Linked DNA regions of Mus musculus: region 1 is linked to region 2. A link is a loop called in an ENCODE intact Hi-C map of the cell type or tissue named here. Cell type or tissue: left cerebral cortex. All regions are shown on one strand.

Region 1 (2,500 bases), 53 kb after region 2:
ACAATACACCAGAATTATTACTATCTCCTAATAGCTCTTTGGGGGAAGAAGTGAAAGCTATTTCCCCAAGTTTTTCAGATTTATCTGTTAGCGTTATGTTCATTTTTTTTTTAAAGCTTCATGTTGAACATGGTCCAGCTTCCTCTCAGTGATACCTGCTACTAACCTCTCTATTCAGAGTCACTCACATCAACGTCCAAGCCCCAGGGCAAAGGAGAATCAGTTCGTCTTTAGAAACCATCCCTTTTGAAACCACAGAAGGACTACAAAGAACCACAAGCAACGGTACACGAACCAGTCACCAAAGTTTAACATGAAACGAGGGAGGATAAAAAACCAGGCGGGATGGTTTGTGTATTGTTTCAATTGGGGGGAAAAAACTGTCTAGTCAAATGGCTTATCCACATGTTCAGCCTAGGCAAATCCACTATAACTTAGCAGGATGCCTGCAGGCGGTCCTGAAATAAGTAGAATGGCATCGCTTCTTATCCCACCCCCCACCCCCATGGGCAGCCAGCCCCTTCTCCAATCCCCCCTTTTCCTCCCCGAAACATCTGGTCTGAACGCGAGACCCGCTCTCATGAAGGAGGAAAAATGCCTGATTTTGGCTGGGGACCCAACAGCTTCCGAAACCGTCCCACCAGCGAGGTCCCGGGAATGGAATTCCGGCAGCGGACCGGGAAGTCTGAGGGAAGTGGGGAGGGAGGAGTCTGGACCTCGGGCAGGTCCCGGGCTTGGGGACCCCTCCTCCCCGACCCCCGACGGGCCGCTCCGAGCTGCCGGCCGGGCCAGGCGTTGACGGGGCTGCGGGGGTGGGCGGGACCCGGCGGGGGCTGTGGGGGCGGCGGGAAGGCAGCAGCGCCGGTCTCACCAGCACTAGGGCGAATCTCTCTTCCAGCTCGCACGGCTCGGGCATCGGCGTCTTGCCGGGCGGCAGCAGCAGCGGGACGGAGGGCGGCTCGCCCGGGCCACCGTCGGTGCTCTCCAGGTTGCCCATCGCGGCGGGGCCTCCTCCGGGCCTCAGCCCTCCACCTCCTCGCCAGGGCCCTCAGCCGCTCCGACCTGGCTCCTCCCTCAGCGCCCGCTCCCCAGGCCCGATTCCTCCGCCCCTCAGGGGGCGCCTCGCAGTCCGGCGGGCGGCGGCGAAGCGCTCGACGCGCTGAAGCGCGCCTTATTCATGCAGGCCACGCCCACCGCCCACCGCCCCGCCCGCGCCTAACTGACAGCCGCGCCTCCCAATCACAGAGCCTCCCGCCCTCGGCGGCCTCGCGCCTGGCTGCGAGCGCGCCCTGGTGGCCCTTGGTGGGCATCCAATCGCTGTGTTTGTTGGAGGATGTAGCCACAGAGCGCGGACTGCAAAGTTAACTGGGAACACTAGGGAGACCACCATCTGTGACTCAGGTCTGTTCATTCCAGCACTGGAGAGGCTGCGGCTGAAGGACTGCTTGATTGGAGACCAGCCTGAGCTACATAGCAAGACTGTCTCAGAAAAAAAGCAACTTATCGTGAGAGCCATGTATATAACCCCGGAGAAGTCACACCACCACCTTCTGAGCTTTTGTCGACTGGAGGGAGAAATTTGCGCTTGAAAGAATGATTGAAATTAGCCGGGCGTGGTGGCGCACGCCTTTAATCCCAGCACTTGGGAGGCAGAGGCAGGTGGATTTCTGAGTTCGAGGCCAGCCTGGTCTACAAAGTGAGTTCCAGGACAGCCAGGACTATACAGAGAAACCCTGTCTCGAAAAACCAAAAAAAAAAAAAAAAAAAAAAAAGAATGATTGAAATTATTCCTGTGAGGGCTGGAGATGGCTCTGCTGTTAAGAGCAATGGCTGTCCCTCTGGAGGACCTGAGTTCCATTCCAAGCAACTACAGAGCTGCTCACAACTGTCTGTAACTCCCATTTCCAAAGGATCCGCGACACCTTCACACGTGTGATACGTAGGAAAAACACCTAGAAAATGCACGTTTTTAAAAAGGTGATTGCTGTGACCTAATGTCCATTTCGGCCTGGCTCACAGAGGATTTTATTATCCAAGGATGGTATCTCTTTTTCTGGAGCCTTACACAGACTTCTCCAGGTCTCAAGTTCCTGTACAATGCAAACAGTAAACCATACAAACAGCATATCAGAGAACAGAGGTTAGACTGTGGAAGTAAATGCCTTGGATTTGGTAGAAAGCGATCTGTTAGGTCCTTCCGCTGCTCACAGCCCTCCAGCTCTGATGGAACCGAAGACTGCTGGCTCACCACTAGACTCTGCTGCACGCCACACTGTGGCAATGCCTGCTTTCTGGAGAGGTCATGCATGCCCTTCCCTGGACTTGGCTTTAGGAAGGATGGGATTCCATCCAAAAGAGACTCGGGAGGGAGATATATTTGACACAGACATCCAGGGAGGGGAAAGGCTTCTTCCTGACAGACAGAGACAGGTGAAAGAGGCATTTAGAATAAGACCTTATCAACTGGTATGAAAATAGGAGAACAACTCTGCTCTGGCTT
Region 2 (2,500 bases):
TTCTTGGGTCAGGTAAGCAGTTTCTAGGAGCCCGGGAACTAGAGTGCTGGGATAGAGGCACAGCAAATCCCAGACCGCTGAGGGCTGACTGGGATGGGAGGGCCTCACTGTGGAGCAAGACTTCCTATCTCTGCCCAGGCAAGGAGCTGCCTTCTCCCGATGGGACTCAGCGTAGATTTTTTTTTTTAAACCCTATAGATCATGGTCTTCGGAAAACCAAGAAACCAAAAAAGAAAACCAAGAAAAGAAGACACAAGTCGGTGAGTGGAGGAGTCGTCTTGAGATTCTGCAGTCATGTCACCTGCCTCCCAGCTGTGCCGCTCAACTGCTGAGATGGGCTCTGAACTCTTACAGACCAGTCCTGACAGTGAGACGGACCCCGAAGACAAAGCTGGTAAGGAGAGTGAAGACAGAGAACAGGAACAGGACAGGGAACCCCGGCAGGCAGAGCTCCCTAACCGTTCCCCAGGCTTCGGAATCAAGAAGGAGAAGGTGAATGGGAGGACCTGGCTTTCGCCCCAGCCTGTGACACAGACTAGGGGGCTCAGGTAAGTCACACCTTTGCTCAACAGACAGGCTGGGACACGTCAGAAAGCGAGCTGAGTGAGGGGGAGCTGGAGAGGCGAAGGCGGACACTCCTACAGCAGCTGGACGACCACCAATGACCCCACGAGCTACTTTCTGCCTTGGACTTCGTGAGGCAGTGGCTCCAGGGTCGCCTCAGCATCTGCCTCAGACTCCTTCGTCTTGTCTGGTCTGTGTCCACTTTTCCTAAAGTAACCCACCCCCAACACACTACTGTTAGCACCTCTCAAGGTTGCTTTTGGTGTTCAAGGGTCCCCTAGTTCTCAGACTAGTGCAGTCCTTGCCCTCAGCCCCAGACCAGAGATGGGCAGTCTATACCACGGGGTGGGTGATGCCAGTAGATAGTGTGAGAAGGGGTCTCCAGGAAAGAGACAGGCTGCTTGGACACAGCCTGGGTGGCCGAGGGCAGGGTCCTCACCCTCTAGCATCAGTGCCTGCTCTTGCCTGACCTGGCCCTGGGGCTCCACCACTACTTCCTCTCCCCTGGGACCCGATGTATGTGTTCTGTTTTGTTTTTTAAATAATATTTATAACATGATCTACAACTCCTTTGTCCTCTTCATGTACTATCCACTGGGGACCAGCAGAGGGCACTCCAGTTCTGACAGCTTCCTCCCTGTGTTTAAAGCCCAGCCAGGCTTCCCCTGCCATCTAGGCTCATCACTCCTGAAATGGAGGAAAACACTTCCCACCCAAACTCATATCCTCATGGCCACTCTGACAAAGAGAAGACAGCTTGGTGCAAGACTTTGTTGAGAGGTCTGGGATTTATGTACAAGAAAGGAAAAGATACATATACAAAACAAAGTGCCCCTGCATTCCCTTCCAGGGTCAGAGCCCAGTAGGGAATTGAGCAAATAGTCTGTGAAGATCCTCTGTTGCCTGTTCCTGGGCCAGAGTCCACCTAGCTGAGGAAAGGTGAGATTGCGGCACATCCTTCCTCTAGCAGTCTTGGAGCTGGGACAGACAGTGCCTCTGCTCTTCAATCAGTGGGAAGACAGCAGGCAGGGTGGGGTCCAAGCCCTTCCTTGCATTGTTTGGAGCAGGAAGTGCCCATCCAGAGGGAGACCGCCAGGGGTCAGCTGCTCCCACTGCCACCCACTCTGCATGTTAAGTGTTAGCCCTTCTTTTTCCACTTTTGAAAGCCACAGGTCTTCCTCCACAATCCTTTGGTTTTAAGGAAGTGGAGCAGGAGGCAATGCAGGACAGCAGCTGGCTCAGGAAGCCAAGAAGATGGGTGCCAAGGTGGGTGGGACATGGGTCTAGGAGAGCAGAACAGCAACAAAAGAACCCTGAAGACGCAGGCAGCCAGTGGGCCTGCCATTGCTCCTCTGTCCCTTTTTACTAGGGCTCAGCAGAGTGGGCCCAGGCAAAGATTATCCAATATTGGCAGAGTCCAGGGATCCATTAGTGTGGATACTCTCTAAACCAGAGCTGACTGTGGGATTGCAAAGGCGGGGTGGGGGGACCCGTATTTCTTCTTGGATGTACTTCCTCCTCTAGGATCCCACTAGACCCTGGGAAGAGGGGGGCTGTGTACCCTCGTGTGCTGAAGCCGGAAGTGGTTTTTCCCAGCCCTGAACTGACCCTTCAGGAAATGAAGTTGAAGACTTGGGGCAAAGTGCACTATGGGGGGCACTAGGGAAATGTCAGACCCCTATAGACCTAGTGCCCACAGTGGCACAGGGACGAGCCAGCCTCAGCTGGAGCAGCAGGAGCTTGAACAACACAGCCTTCTGCTGGGCCCTGGGCCCACTGTCCAGATCTGCAGGACTCTGAGAATTAAGGTACTTCTGCCTCCAGGAGGATCTCAGTGGGGACCTGGAGCTCGAGGAGGGCCACTGGGTGGTACAGCACTCCTGACTTGACTGTGAACGACCATGCGTTGGTGGTTAAAGCCTGTGGGGAAAACAAG

The links. Hi-C counts contacts between places; a loop is a spot of excess contacts. Peaks named below come from ENCODE experiments on the same cell type or tissue, not always from the same donor. Only the 100,000 strongest peaks of a DNase experiment are listed, where the experiment ranks them.
Region 1: a loop joins it to region 2, with 5 times the contacts of the local background. A loop is called at or near these places in 35 of 42 quality-filtered maps.

The regions. Positions count from the first base shown.
Region 1 is chr15:99,369,306-99,371,805 of GRCm38, forward strand. It overlaps Fmnl3 (formin-like 3), which reads right to left and starts at 1,177. Exons shown (of 27, transcript NM_011711.2): 1 at 872-1,177. The coding sequence starts at 997. In left cerebral cortex, a CTCF peak has its summit at 1,290 (motif pointing left); a DNase peak (open chromatin) is centred at 1,239; H3K4me3 peaks cover 1,542 bases; H3K27ac peaks cover 793 bases.
Region 2 is chr15:99,315,889-99,318,388 of GRCm38, forward strand. It overlaps Prpf40b (pre-mRNA processing factor 40B), which reads left to right. Exons shown (of 26, transcript NM_001370635.1): 23 at 1-12; 24 at 199-260; 25 at 355-492; 26 at 573-1,130. The coding sequence ends at 665. It overlaps Fmnl3 (formin-like 3), which reads right to left. Exons shown (of 27, transcript NM_011711.2): 27 at 1,324-2,484. Among named protein-coding and RNA genes, the nearest start is that of Prpf40b, 22 kb to the left of the region's middle. In left cerebral cortex, a CTCF peak has its summit at 1,171 (motif pointing right); DNase peaks (open chromatin) are centred at 1,180 and 1,626; H3K27ac peaks cover 1,478 bases.